Regions from separate parts of the Homo sapiens genome. Here regions 1, 2 and 4 are each linked to region 3. Evidence: chromatin contacts called from ENCODE Hi-C or POLR2A ChIA-PET data. All regions are on one chromosome and are shown on one strand. Each heading gives the region's core, a stretch centred on a gene start or an enhancer-like site at or near the end of the contact. The rest is flanking DNA. Distances are from core to core; before and after follow the strand shown. Region 1 holds the start of MORN1 (MORN repeat containing 1). Region 2 holds the start of PEX10 (peroxisomal biogenesis factor 10). Region 3 holds the start of DFFB (DNA fragmentation factor subunit beta). Region 4 holds the start of PANK4 (pantothenate kinase 4 (inactive)).

Region 1 (3,560 bases), core at 1,047-3,546, 1.5 Mb after region 3:
TCTGACACACACAACACGTATACCAAACACACACGTATACCAAACACAGCTTGCACCCTGACTGAACGCATTGCCAGGAATAGCCTGAGGCAGGGCGGCAGGAGCAAGAACGTGAACTTTGGACTCCAACAGCCTGCTTTCAGATCCTGGCTCTACCACTCTCTGCCAGTGTGACTAGGACAGGCTATTCCAGGATGCCTCAGGTTCCAGTCTGTGAAATGGGACAACAGCACCTCTCATGCCTTCTCCACAAGGCTCTCGTGAGGAATCAGTGGGCAGCCCGTGGAGCACCCTTGGAGCCGGGCAAGGCAGTGCCAGCCCTGTTCCTGGATCAGGGCCAGCCCTCACACCAGCTGCCCCCTCTGCAGTCCTCTTCTCTGCTCAGTTTGAAGCCCACCTCCTCTTCACAGGCCTCCGTTACCGCCCACACTGACCCCCAGTCCCTTACATCACATCACCCTATTTTTATTTTGTGTACAACTGTTTCCTGATACCTTTCTGGTTTACTTCTCAATTTTCTCCTGCTAGAATGAAGCTCCTTGAGGGGTCCCTTGTCTGGTTCGGGGCTGGGCCCTGCCACCTGGAAGTCCATTACATAGTAGACAGCCCATCAATTACCTGTTGAAGGTGACTGCTTTATGCCTGGTCACAAACAAAACAGAAAGGGAGATAAAACCAGTCCAAGCAGAGACCATGAGGACGTGCCAGAAAGTGTAAGACTCTCTATGTGCCTTGTTCCAGGCCCGTCACATTCATCCACATCTGTGGTCCATCACTCTGCACGTGGAAAGGATGAAGTCCTCTGCCTGGCGTCCGGGAGCATTGACAGTCTGGCTCCCACCTTTCTCTTCACGTCCCCATCCCCAATTCCTCCGGGACTAAGAAAGCCCCCGGCTGCCGTGCACCAAGCTTCACGCCTCTGGTGTTGTTCAGTCCTCTGAAATGCCCTCCCAGACCCCGTCTCTTCCTCCTTCCCAAGGCCACATTCCAGCCTGGGCTCCCCGCTCCTCTGGGCCTGACCATCTTATATCTCCACCTGGCTCTGACACACTGTTACCGCCGTCGCCGTCACCTCAGGCATACGGCAGAAGCCATGTGAGAGTCTGAATTACTGAGAACCCTTTATCCACTTACGGGGATAACTGCATCTTCCTGGGAAATGTCAACTCAACTAAAAATAAAGTGCTTCCAGGACTAGCGGCCAGTCTCTACTCTTCATAAAGGGAAAAGGGCAAAAGCCCACTGAAGGTACTTAGGCTGAAAGCAGCCCTCTGTGCTGTGAGACACCTGGCAGAGAAACGAACGATACCTTTATCAGTGGGGCCACAGACCAGTACTAAGTCAGCCTGGAGAATTTATGATTTTATTGCCTATTTAGAATACGATCAAAACCGATGTAACTAGTTTCCCTTCAGCCCGTCAGTAACGCCTTCACCCCAGAGCTTAACACTAAATCCTACAGATAAGCGCTGACCTGGACGCAGGATGGGGACAGGGCACATTACTCTGGAATACAGCCCAACTCGCAGCGCTGTGGGGGCCGCGACTGCCCGCTTCCCCCAGATGCCAAGCAGGGGATGCGGACGAGATGCGGCCCGGGTGGCTCGAGGGCTGCAGCCCCCGCCCGGCCCCTCTCCCGCTCCCCCGACCCTCGCAGGCCCCAGGGCTCCGCCGCACCCCCCAGCACCCCGTCCCGGGCCCGACCCCGAGGCGCGACCCGTACCCCTCAGGGCCGCGGGTCGGGAACACGGTCCCCGCGGCCACCCGGGCCCCGACGGCCCTCCCCGCCCGGCCCTCAGCGCGGCCCCGCCCGCCCGCGGCCTTGACAGCCCGGAAGAAGCGGAGGCGGCGCTGCCCGGCCGTTCCCGCGCCACGCAGCCCTTCCTGGCACCTCGCAGCTCCGCTACGGCCGAGCCGCGGTCTCCCTCACGGCCGCGGGAAGGAGGACGGCGGGGCACGGGCGGCCGCAGGCGCTGCGCTCCGGCTCCGGGAAGCTGCAGCGAGCACTTCCGCTCCGTCCTCCGCGGCGCCGCCTCCAGGGCCCCCAAGATGGCGCGAGGGCGGGGCCAAGGGCTCCAACCATTTCCGCTTCCGGCGCAGACGCGCAGGCCGTTGGCGGGCGGGCCTCCCGGCGGAAGAGACGACAGCGGCGGAAACGCGCACAGGCGCAGCTGCGTCCTCTGGCTCCGGGCCCGGCTAGCTTCGCTCCAGAGATTGCGCGGGCTCAGGGACTAGGCCCGTGGCCACACCCCCCCTTGCGACAAAGACCAATGGAAGCGGGCGTTGCTGGTCGCTAAGAGAACCCTCGGCGGCAAGATGGCAGCGGCGGGCGAGGGCACCCCGAGCTCCCGCGGGCCGCGTCGGGACCCGCCTAGGCGGCCGCCCCGGAACGGTAACGACTGCGGGCCACGGGACAGGTCGCTGGCTGCCCTGGGCTCCATTCAGGGTGCGATCGCTCTACGCCCTCGACCCCCAAATGCTCACCTCGGAAAGTAGAGGTCCAGGTGCCGCGGCGGAGCCAGGGCCGCCCCCGCGTCCCCCACTCCCACAGGACTCGCCGTGCGCCTCGGGCTCGGCTCGCACCCTTCCCCGAGCCCTCCTCCCGCAGCAGGCCAAGCCCTGCAGGGGGTCGCCCCCCGCGGGCTCCTAGCCGGGAAGACCGGGTTCCGGCCGCAGCCTCACAGCCAGCGGGACCTGGGGTTGCCATGGGGATCCCGAAGCCCAGGACTTGGGGCGAGGGCAGGCGCAGGAGCAGCACCAAGCCTCCTGACTTCCTGGCCGGTGCTGTCCAGAAACGCTAGGACGCGTTTCAAAAGCAGTTTTTGCCTGTACTTCCAGCACTTTGGGAGGCCGAGGCGGGTGGATCACCTGAGGTCAGGAGTTCGAGACCAGTGTGGCCAACATGGCGAAACCCGGTCTCTACTAAAAAATACAAAAATTGGCCCGGGGTGGTGCCTCCTGTAGTTCCAGCTACTCGGGAGGCTGAGGCAGGAGAATCGCTTGAACCCAGGAAGCGGAGGTTGCAGAGAGCCGAGATCGCGCCGCTGCACCCCAGCCTGGGCGACAGAGCAAGACTCAGTCTCAAAAAAAAAAAAAAGAGCAGGTTTTGATAGGAACTGTTTCTAGAATCAAATAAACGGGTCTGGAATGAACTCAGAGCTAACACTACTATCTTCAGGTAGAACCTGACCCTGATTTGGGACAGATACAGTAGCCTGTAGTAACCCCCTGCCCTCCTCCCCGACATTTTCCCATAAACCCTGCCCACAAAATGTGCCTGAGGAGCTGGTAGGGAGGGAGCCCTGCCCATTCCTGGAACTGCAGGAGTTGGCGGGTGGCACACCCAGCAACTAGGAGGAGATGAAGCCGGCCAGGCCATCCTTGGGTATGAGTGTGGATTTTCTCCCCAGCGATAGGAGGCCACTGAAGGGCCACGGCAGGGGATGGGAGAGTCTGCTCCTCCCCTGTGTGCCTCACTGACACTGCCGCTCTGCCTTCCCCTGGCTCACTCATCTCCTGCAACAAGGCTCCCAACCTGCTCCTCACCACCTCCCGAGCAC
Region 2 (3,233 bases), core at 246-2,745, 1.4 Mb after region 3:
GATGCCGGGTTGCCTGGTCCACGGATGAGGGGTTCAGCCCAAGGTGCTCAACCCAATCAGAGGGCAGCCTCTGTGTCCAGGAGACACGGGTGCACCCGCGGGGTCAGAACTCCAAAGGGGCGCGGGGGCGCTGGGAGGTTTGGTAGCCAGAGGGCCTGCGGGGCGGGGCCACCCAGGCCATGCCCCTTCCCTGTAAGAGGGGCCATTCCTGCAGTGTGGGGCTCTGGCTTTGTGACTGGGCTGTGCCAGTCTGGGGATGATCCCACAGCTGAGCTCCTGTAGATGGAACCAGAGGTGAGGCAAGGAACTGGAGGCCCTCCCCACTGAGGTCAGCGGGGCGCAGACGCCCCCTTGTCGTGCCCTGCCTTCCTCCTGCAATCCTGCAGGACTCTCCAGGGCCAAGTGCTGCCCTTGGGGCCAAAAAACAGGGCCTTCTCCTTCACCTGCCCTGCAGCCATTCAGGTATGTACCAGGCATCTCCTGCCCTCCCTGGCCAGGCGGCCCCAGAGGCACAGGCCGCAGACACCGCAGGCGACCTGCGTGGGCCTCCAGTTCCCGCCCCAGCCCTTCCCACCCCCAGCTCAGGGCAGGTCCAGCTGTGGCCAGCGGCTGGGGAAGGTTCTGTCCCCTCCAGGTGTGCGGCCTTGGCAAGTGCTTCAGGCCTCCCTCCGCTCGTCCCCTGGGAGCAGAGGGATCGGAGCGCCTGCGATGTGGTTCCCCAGAGCACCTGCGGGGCTCAGGCCAGGCAGGGTGGAGGGTGGAGGGTGGAAGGCCACCTTCCGCCCGTCCTGGAACCACGCGGCGGCTTCCCGGCTGCCCCCCACCCGCCAGGCCCTGCCTCCCGTGGGCACCAGGGGGGCGTCCACACCAAGCCGGCCGTGTGCTTTTCGCGCAGGATTACTGGGGAAGGCGGCTGCTCGGGGCCTGGAAGGTCCCGGGTCTCGCCTCGTGCCCCTCTGGCCCCCAAACCGACCGGCTCCCCGGAACTGGCCAACCCGCGCTGAGAGCCCGCGCAGCTCAAAGGGCGCGAGGGCGGGACCGCCGCGGCCGGCGCTGGGAGCTCGGCTTCCCGAAGACCCAAGCGAAAGCCTCCGTCTCCCCAGCCGTAAATGGGCCTGCAGCGTCTCCACTCCGCAGCGCTGTCCCCAGTGGGAGGGCGGCCCGTGGACGTGCAGGGAGCAGAGCAGGGGCCCCTGGCAGCGTAGGACCCCGAGGTCGCAGCAACCACGCGGCCGCGAGCCCATCCCGCTGCCTCGCCAGCGCCCCTCGCGCGTGCCCCGCCCCCACCTCGGCTCGCGGGCCCCGCCCCGCTCCGCTCCGCCCTGCGCCTCCGACTACCTTCCCGCTGCCCCGCCCCGCGCTGCGCTGGTTCGGACTCCAGCCCCGCTTCCGCCCGGGCCCTGGCCCCGCCTCCAGCCCCAGTCCGGCCCCGCCCCAGCACCTTGACGCAGAGGTCTGCGCCGCACGCAGAGCCACGTCGTGCCGTCATCAGTTCTCGCCCGTCTGGGCGTGGGCGTGGCCGGCGTGGCTGCTCGGGACCACCCGAACCCGCGGCCATGGCCCCGGCCGCCGCCAGCCCCCCGGAGGTGATCCGCGCGGCGCAGAAGGACGAGTACTACCGCGGTGGGCTGCGGAGCGCGGCGGGCGGCGCCCTGCACAGCCTGGCGGGTGAGGGCCGGGCGCGGCCGGACGTCCTCGCGAGCGGCCCAGGGGGTGTTGCCCCTCATGGAGGCGGGGTGTCTGCCGTGTGTGGTCACGGTCGCCTGGGCCCGTCCCACAACCTGGGACCCGGCAGTCTCCTTCGCCTGCCCTGCGGCCATTCAGGGATGTGCGGGGCACCTCCTGCCCTCCCTGGCCAGGTGGCCCCAGAGGCACAGGCCGCAGACACCGCGGGGGACCTGCGTGGGCCTCCAGTTCCCGCCCAAGCCCTTCCCGTCCCCAGCTCAGGGCAGGTCCAGCTGACGCCAGCGGCTGGGGAAGACTCTGTCCCCTCCAGGTGTGAGGCCTTGGCAAGTGCTTCAAGCCTCCCTCCGATCCTCCCCTGTGAGCAGAGGGGTCAGAGCGCCCGCGGCGCGAACGCCTCATACCTCGGTCCGGTTCACACTGACCCCGGCCTTTCCTAGGCCTGAGCAGCAGCCCAGGCCCCTCGCCCTGCTGACCCCAGTGTAGGCTCAGCCAGGCCCTGCCTGCCTCACCAGGCCGGGAGCTGAGTACAGAAGCCAGTGTACTCAATGAAGCAGCACCTGTCATCCCAGCAGTTTGGGAGGCAGAGGCGGGAGGATCGCTTGAGCCCAGGAGTTTGAAACCAGCCTGGGCAACATGGCAAGACCCCGTCTCTACAAAAAATCTGAAAATTAGCCGGACGTGGTGGCGGCGTCTGTAATCCCAGCTCTTCAGGAGGCTGAGGCAAGAGAATCGCCTGAGCCCGAGGGATGAGGCTGCAGTGAGCCATGATTGTGCCGCTGCACTCCAGCCTGGGCGACGGGGCCAGACCCCATCACCGATTAAAAAACGAAAAAAAAAAGATGCCGGGTGTGGTGGCTCACGCCTGTAATCCCAGCACTTTGGGAGGCCGAGGCGGGTGGATCACTTGAGGTCAGGAGTTCGAGACCAGTCTACACAACATGGTGAAACCCCGTCTCTACTAAAAATACAAAAATCAGCAGGGCGTGGTGGCGCGTGCGTGTAATCCCAGCTACTTGGGAGGCTGAGACAGAATCACTTGAACCCGGGAGGCGGAGGTTGCAGTAAGCCAAGATCGTGCCACTGCACTCCAGTCTGGGCAACAGAGTGAGACTCCATCTCAAAAAAAAAAAAAAAAAAAAAAAGGCAAAGCCATCAAGTCTTTGGGGGGTGGGGCAGGCAGTCGTTAAAGGCATGAACTCCCAGCAGAACGTTTCAGGGAGCAGTGGCACTAGAGCCCAGTGGTGGGGGTGTCGTGGCCAAAGGAACAGTGCCATGGGACAGGAAGAGCATGGGTAAATATCAGAGGACAGCCAGGCTCCGTGCCGGGAGGCCCATGGGTGTCAGGTGGGCAGCCATTGGTGGATTCTGAACAGGAGAGTGACATGATGAGAATTTTTTGTGTGTGTACTTACTTGTTTTACAGTACACTTGGCACTTACCCCTGTGCCAGACACTGTTCCCAGTGTTTTACAAATATTGAATCTTCAAACATCCCTCCAAGTAGGACTTATTACTCTTCTGATAGATGAGCAAATTGAGATTCCAGA
Region 3 (3,464 bases), core at 234-2,733:
GAGAGTTCACAGTAAGGGGGACTCTTCCCCACCCTGATGGGCACCTGGAGCTAAGCCCCCAGGACCTCGGAGAGTGCCAGCTTCCCGCCCACCTCCAAAGTCCTTGCCACTCACAGCCCTGCCAGGCCTGGCCCAAGGTGAGCAGCACCAGCTCGGCGTTGTCGGGAACACTGGGGAAGTAATCTTCCGTCAGCTCCGTGCCATCCTCGTACAGGCACAGCCGGGAACCGCGCTCAGGGAGCTGCAGGGACGGGAGAAGCAACAGGAGGAGGAAGGGTCTCAAGACGAGGGCTTTGCATCTGCAGGCCTCACAAACGACCGGAATGAGCTGTGCTTAAAGAAGCAGGCTCAGGCTGCCGCCTGTATGCCACAGTCGCTCCAACGCCCAGGCAAGGATGAGGGAGCGGGAGCAAGGGCGCCTGACTGCGGGCCGTTCTAAAATACGAAGAGTCAGGAAAAACATACATCAGGGGGTGACTGCTGGCTCTGCAGGATTCACCCTTTTTAAATGAGCTCCTGAGGGCGCTTCAAATAGAGCCTGTCTTTGACAGCGCCGCCTCCCTGCTGCCAGGAGCTGAACACCACCATCCCCAGCACACAGCCGCCAGAGCGGTGCTGGCACACGAAGGAGAACGGTTGGTTGCCTCTGTGCACAAGTGTGACCGGCACGTGGCACTGTTAATTTGTTGGAGTCCGGTTCCCTGTTACTCTGCACTGGTCAGTTTTAGGCATTTTATGGCTACTCCCACCCCACCCGCACCGACCCCGGCAATGCACACCTGGTAACCCTAGTACTGGTCTAAAAAGAAAACCAACCTAGAATAAGGTGACGATTGCAATCCCCAGCTGCGAGGGCTGGAAGGGGCCTGCAGAGCCCACCTAGCCAAGCCTTTCATGTTACTCAAGGGGAAGCTGAGGCCGGACAGGCAGAGCAGCCGTGACCCCGCGTGCCAGTACCTGGCACTCTACCCGGGTCTCCTAGCTCTGATGCAGGGCTGTCCTGCCCGAGAGGTGGGAAGAGGGAAGGGGTGATCCAGGTCGTCCCCCAACCCCCCTGCGTTCTGAAGCCACGCTCAGGAACCCCAGGCTGCGGGGGCCCGGGGTCCTAGCGGCTGAGGCGAACGAAAACTACCCGCCCCGGGCGCCGCCTGCACCCTCCGTTTTGGAAGAGGAAAAGCGGCACCTCCTATTCTCCCCACACGCCTCCCCGACGGGCCGTCCCCGCCTAGCCCAGCGGGCACCTGGAAGCGGAGACAGCCCTTGCGCAGCACCTCCTGGCAGCTCCGGCCAGCCACGCCGAACTTCCTCGGGCTGCGCAGGGCCCGCAGCTTCACGCTCTTGGGCTTCTGGAGCATTGCAGATGTCCTCAAGCCCTCTGGGTCCCACAGGCGGTGGCACCTGCTGCCCAGCTGCTCAGATCCGTCCTCGCCCTGGCCGCAGGGGTCTGCACCTGGTGAGCTCTGCAAGCTGGCACAGGCCGGGTGCCGATCCCGGAAACTACATTACCCAGAAGGCCTGGGAAAAGTGAGGCCCGACGCGGTCTTGTGCGCAGGCGTCGCCCCACGGACACCACATTACCTTACTCAGAAGGCTCAGGAAAGCAAAGGCGCGACGCCACCTGGTGTGCCCAGGTGCCGTGGCCCCGGAAACTACACAACCCTGAGGGCCAGAGTAGCGGAGCCCTCCCCTTGTGCGCAGGCGCGGCCTGGGGTGGGGCGGGGTCGCGCACGCGCAGAGGCCCTGGCCCAGGGCTGGGCTTGGTTGTCATGAGAGTGGAGGCTGCGGCCGGGGCTATGGGCAGAGGTGGCCGGGTCTGCTTCTTCCCTGTCACTGCCGCAGCAGCTTGGGGTGCAAGGCGGCCTGGGGCGGCGGAAGGGGCGCCCCCCGAGTTCCGTCTGAGGAAGCGGCGGCTGCCGAGGAAGTCCACGAGAGCCGGGTCCCGCACGCCCCTGGGGTCCGGGTGCTGAGGCGCCGCCTGGCCGCCTCCCCGGGCCGCGGCACCGCTCCGACCCAGCCGCCCTCTCCACCGGGGCCGCGGCAGCGCCAGTCGGGGCCCTTCCCTCTAAGCAGGTACCTTCCGGGCCGCTGCGGCGCCGGCCCAGGGCCGGAGTGGGGAGCGGGGCGCGGGGCGCGGGGCGCGGGCGCCGCGGGGGCGCGGTCCCCACCTGGGAGCTGGGTACGAAGCCTGGGTGCGCGGTGCAAGCGCGGACGGTGTGGAGTTAGATGCCGGCCTTGCTGTCGCCGAAGAGCCGGCGCGGCCCCGTCGTGCCGTATGCCGGGGAGCTCAGCACGGGTGCTGGGACCGCCTGCCCCGGCCGGGACGGCCCATTTAGCGTGGAATATTGTTTTCAGATCCGGCTTTTCCTCTTCTGGATGCGTAGCACATAGGGGGCCAGTTTCAGATGTGTTCTGCTGAGCAAAAGTTTGAGGAAAATTGCTCTGTCCCTATAGAGATTAAAGTCTGATGGTTGGTTGTTTTTTGTTTTGGAGTTTGTTTTGTTTTGTTTGCACTTAAGTTCAGATTTCTCTGAAGCCCTTTCAGTCGCTAAGATGACTTGATCAGAAACCCATAAGCCTTTGAGACGGTCTCGCTCTGTCGCCCAGGCTGGAGTGCAATGGCACGATCTCAGCTCACTGCAGCCTCCGCCTCCCGGGTTCAAGCGATTCTCCTGCCTCAGCCTCCCGAGTAGCCCGACTAATTTTTTTATTTTTAGTAGAGACGGGGTTTCACCATGTTGGCCAGGCTGGTCTCGAACTCCTGACCTCAAGTAATACGCCCTCCTCGGCCTCCCGAAGTGCTGGGATTACAGGCATGAGCCACCGCGCGCAGTCACACTTAAAAGTCTTCTTAAAAAGAAAATCAGAGACAAGTTTTGTTTCCTAGTCTTGTAACAAAATGGAAGTTGCTACACTGAGTTTCCGTTTAATTTATAGTTAATTGCCTTTTACCATGCCAGCACTAGGAAAAGTGTAGTGAGGGATGAGACCGCCATGGAGTCATCGCTGCCTGGGGAGAGATGTACTCTGGCATTTGTCGGGATGTCGATGGCTGCCCCTGGGACAACAGGGATCCCTCATGCCTCTGGTGAGGAAGACCAGCCAATAACTGGATGTTCAACAGAGCTTTGCTTCTTCCCAAATTGTTAATGGTGATTTTTATAGAGCCTAAAAGTGGCATCCTTCAGTGACATTCCAAGTATCTTATGTAACACTTGAAGGTTTACACAGAGGGGACCCTAGGGTACAACTGGAAGGTCTTTGGGAGGGGGTAGACTAAAAAAGGAATCCTTTTCAAATACCAGACTGAGGTAATAGCATTGCCTCCACAGTCCCTGTGCATTTCTCTTAGCTGGTTCTTAAATGCCAGTACTTTGTTTTAGATTTGTTGGGGGCAGTATAGCATACTGGAAACACCCTTCTGTTTGACTGAAAAGGTCCTATATTTATGTCTTCGAGCCGTAACA
Region 4 (3,581 bases), core at 569-3,068, 1.3 Mb after region 3:
GTGTCCACTGAGAGGCGACCCAGGGCCACAGCCCGCAGTAGATCTGTTGCTACAGCCAAAGGGGCTTGGCCCTGGGCCAAACAGGAGAAAACATTTGCCCCGAGTTGCTGCTGCACACTCCCACGGCCTGCAGCGCCAGTCCTGGCATGGGCTCCGGGGACACCTGCCCGCTGGCCACCGTGCCAAGGCAGGATCTGGCAGTCCTGGCAGGAGCCTGCACGGGGCCATCCCTTGCCTCAGAAAGGGCATGTATTTTTAGGCAGGCCACAGGGTGTTGGCTGAGTCTGCAAGAACTGAGGCCTGTGGCTCCCAGGGACCAGCTCCCAAGGGGCAAAATCCATCCAGCAAGGATTGGGCCGGAGTGGGCCGCATTCCCACCCCCGCTGAATGGTAGCCCCGTGTGTGGGCCTGCCCTGCCTGCTCCTTCCTGCTCAGCCCCTCTCGCTCCGCTCAGCCTTCAGCCCCTTTCTGGCTACTCCACAGGCAGTCTAGACAGGGTCCCCCCACCAGACCAACCCAGTGCCTGCCAGTGGTCCCTACCGAGCCCCGGGGTATGGTGGGCAGAGGACAGGGAAGGCCCCCATTCACCTGCATGTTTCCCGCATGTTCAGTGGGCACACAGGTGGGCGCCCCTCATGGAGGGCACCTCCTGCCAGCCTGGCCCATGGCACACCATGCTGCCAGGGGTCTGAGCTGCCAGAGGTCTAAGCCGCCTGGGGTGTGCTCCACTCTTCCACCCAGGCCTCCCTGGGGCAGGCTCCCCCTCCAGAGCCACACACCCACCCCCTTGGAAGACACAGGCAAGGATGCCTCCTCCCTGAAGGCTTGCCCTGCGCACACAGATGCATTATCCCTGGAGTTTGTGCCGCCCCACAGGCCTGTGCTCCCAGGAGCCCTGCCAGGCAGCTGGTGGCATTCTCCACGTGCAGACAGAGGCTGAGGGCCAGAGACATGCAGTAATGACCCCGGGTTACCCGGGAGGGGCTGATCTGTCTGCTTCCAACACTGGGCTTTTTCCCAAGGCGCCCAGAGCCTCTGGAGAAGACGCATCTCTTCATGCCAGCAGGGCTTCCCAGCCACTCACCCTGGAACCCTGGCCTGCCCCACCTATACCCCTGTCCTGGCTCCAGCTGCTTCCAAGGCTTGTTCCTGCAGCCTCCCAGGCACCTGTCTTGCCCACAGGCAGCCTGCCTGGCTTCCCCCGACCACAGCACTTTCCACGGATCGCCATTACAGCACACATCTTCCCTACCCGCAGGTGCATGCCAGGCTGGGGCTCCTCCCAGGTGGGGCAGGGTTCCCCACTCCTCTGGTTTGCATGGGACTTTTAACATTGAAAGTCCCACGCCCCTGGGAAGCCAGGATTGAGTCACCCTAGCAAAGAGCGCATCACATTCGCCCTGGCGTGCAGGGCCAAGCTTACAGCAGGCACTCGCTGAAGGGCAGGGCTCTCTGACAGTCTGCAGACCCACGTGCCCCCTTAGAAGCAGGTGGGCGGCCTCTGCGGCCTCCCTCAGCAGGGCTCAGAGCACTTGAGTTAAGCCTGTGGACAGCGCGGTAAAAGAACATCAGTCCAGATGTTCTGTGCTGATGCGCGATCTCTGGAGGATAACCGCCCGCCCGCCCGCAGCCCCGGGCCTCTCGGACCCCTGCCCAGCACTGGCCCTAGCTCGCCCTGTAGCGGCCGAGACCTCAGAGGCCGGGGGTGGGGGAGGGAAGGGGCGGGGCCGGCGCCTCATTAACATAATCTATGCGAGGGGGCGTTTGGCAGTCAAATATATGCGCATATATCTCCATGGCTGATGAGCTGGCCGGGCACTTTCAAAATGGCGGAGTGTGGAGCGAGCGGCAGCGGGAGCAGCGGGGACAGTCTGGACAAGAGCATCACGCTGCCCCCCGACGAGATCTTCCGCAACCTGGAGAACGCCAAGCGCTTCGCCATCGACATAGGTAGCCGCAGGCCGGGCGCCGGGCGCGGGCTGCGGGGGCGGGCGGGGCGCCGGCGGTGGGCCGGCGAGCGGGGGCGGCGGGAAGGACGAAGGGCGGGGGCGCGGGCCTCGCGCACAGCCTCACGGGCCTTGTAGTCCGCGGGCCCGCGCACAGCCTCACGGGCCTTGTAGTCCGCAGGGTCGCTGATGCGCGGGCTCGGGGCGACGGCCGGACTACAGCTACCGGCAGGCGCCGCAGGGACCAGAGCGGGGCCTGCCGGGCCTGGTAGTTCGCGCGGCCGTCCTGGGTGGCTGGGGGCCGGGGTCCAGCGTTACCCGCCGCGAGGTGGGAGGGTCGGCGGAATTTTATGTCTTCGGCCACATCGGCATCTGGGCGCCCCGGCTCCGCCGCTTGGCTGGTGGCTGGCCTGAGATTTGGGGTCCTTAGTTCTGGTCGAGACGAGGACGAGCTCGGCGGGAAGCCCTTGGCAGAGTGGCCCCGAAAAGGCCGCGCGTTCCCGCGGCGTGGCCAGCTGTGGCCCGCGGGCCGGACAGTCCGTGCACAGGCCCCGCTCTCTGGAGAGTGGACGCCGGGCGTGAGTTCAGGCGGCCGTGGACGTGGGACCTGGGAACTCGTGCCTCTGGTTTAAAAGCCACCCGTGCCTTCCGTGGCCTTTAAGGCGGCCTGCACTTCTGCCCTGGCCTCTCCAGGGTCCGCTGCAGACCCTCCTGCCTGATGGCTGTGCTCTCAGTAATGACGGCGGGCCAGGCTCTGTTCTAGACCTTTTTCCCACGCTCCTGACTCCCGGACACCTCCCAGCCACCTCTAGGGGAGGAACGCGAATTACTCCCTTTTCGCAGATGAGGATACCAAGCCCCAGAAAGGTGAACTAATTTGCCCAGGGTCATCGGGCTAGAAAGTGGCAGAACCAGGATTTGAACCAGCCACTCCCTGCTCTCCTACTCTGCCCATGTTTCAGGCATGAGGGCTTCCTGGGGGCAGCTTCACCTGGAGAAACCCCCCTTGAATAGCCGCTGCGGCTTCACATACCTCTCCCTCTTAGCACTCATCTCGGTCGTAGGCTGAGTCTGCTTGTGTGTGAATCCCACAAGAGCAGCGGTGTGTCTTGTAGCCCCAGCCCCCGAAAAGGATGCCCAACCTGTCTTTGCCGCCCAGTAAATACTGGGATGAATGGGCCTGCCGCTGACTGCTTCCCACCTCCCTGGAAAAGCTGGGACTCAGAGAGACCCAGGCCATTCCCTCTGAGCTGTGTGCTCCTGGTGCATCTGACATGTTTGCTGCTGTGGTGTCCTCGGGGTTGTTGGTGTCATCATCTCTCTGAGATGTCCAGCCAGGGAAGGGTGTCCTCTAGGGAAGTGGGGGGCGATGAGAATGGAAGTAGCTATAGGTCCTGGCTCCCACCTTTCAGTGAGCTTATGGGAGGCAATGCTTCTTAGGGGGTGTGGCCTGGTGCCAGGTATGAGAACGTGTGAGTAGCATCTTTAGGGACCGCTGATAGGACTTGGGACTGACTGGTTATTGGGCTGCAGGTGCTGAGCTTGCAGCCCTAGCCTAGGGGATTGTCTACCGCAGGCCTCACCAGAGGCTCCCCAGCCATGCTTCCCAGCCTTCTGAGACCTTGAGGCCCGGTA

What was found. Hi-C counts contacts between places; a loop is a spot of excess contacts on that map. ChIA-PET counts read pairs that join two places held with the same protein, here RNA polymerase II (POLR2A). Pooled maps may share reads with other maps.
Region 1: a loop to region 3 is called in a pooled map, with 11 times the contacts of the local background. The contact joins the promoter of MORN1 here to the promoter of DFFB in region 3. A Hi-C loop is called at or near these places in 4 of 50 pooled maps.
Region 2: a loop to region 3 is called in a map of sigmoid colon, with 7 times the contacts of the local background. The contact joins the promoter of PEX10 here to the promoter of DFFB in region 3. A Hi-C loop is called at or near these places in 1 of 168 maps with a recorded cell type or tissue (sigmoid colon), 1 of 37 single-sample maps with no recorded cell type and 9 of 50 pooled maps. POLR2A ChIA-PET finds 5 or more read pairs at or near these places in 1 of 52 experiments (PC-3).
Region 4: a pooled map shows a loop between it and region 3 (15-fold over the local background). The contact joins the promoter of PANK4 here to the promoter of DFFB in region 3. A Hi-C loop is called at or near these places in 2 of 37 single-sample maps with no recorded cell type and 8 of 50 pooled maps. POLR2A ChIA-PET finds 5 or more read pairs at or near these places in 1 of 52 experiments (A549).

The regions. Positions count from the first base shown.
Region 1 is chr1:2,390,290-2,393,849 of GRCh38, reverse strand. It overlaps MORN1 (MORN repeat containing 1), which reads left to right and starts at 2,296. Exons shown (of 14, transcript NM_024848.3): 1 at 2,296-2,392. The coding sequence starts at 2,317. It overlaps RER1 (retention in endoplasmic reticulum sorting receptor 1), which reads right to left and starts at 2,009. Exons shown (of 7, transcript NM_007033.5): 1 at 1,892-2,009. RefSeq lists silencers at 1,724-2,023, 2,124-2,233, 2,364-2,433, 2,594-2,723 and enhancers at 1,265-2,137, 2,006-2,300.
Region 2 is chr1:2,410,826-2,414,058 of GRCh38, reverse strand. PEX10 (peroxisomal biogenesis factor 10) reads left to right here and starts at 1,495. Exons shown (of 6, transcript NM_002617.4): 1 at 1,495-1,668. The coding sequence starts at 1,557. RefSeq lists enhancers at 526-1,105, 1,106-1,686, 1,687-2,267, 2,268-2,848 and silencers at 770-1,369, 1,530-1,909.
Region 3 is chr1:3,855,495-3,858,958 of GRCh38, reverse strand. It overlaps DFFB (DNA fragmentation factor subunit beta), which reads right to left and starts at 1,483. Exons shown (of 7, transcript NM_004402.4): 1 at 1,242-1,483; 2 at 115-241. The coding sequence starts at 1,355. CEP104 (centrosomal protein 104) reads left to right here and starts at 1,748. Exons shown (of 22, transcript NM_014704.4): 1 at 1,748-2,070. RefSeq lists silencers at 602-651, 1,582-2,081 and an enhancer at 1,262-1,441.
Region 4 is chr1:2,524,833-2,528,413 of GRCh38, reverse strand. It overlaps PANK4 (pantothenate kinase 4 (inactive)), which reads left to right and starts at 1,818. Exons shown (of 19, transcript NM_018216.4): 1 at 1,818-1,950. The coding sequence starts at 1,827. RefSeq lists enhancers at 1-349, 1,071-1,791.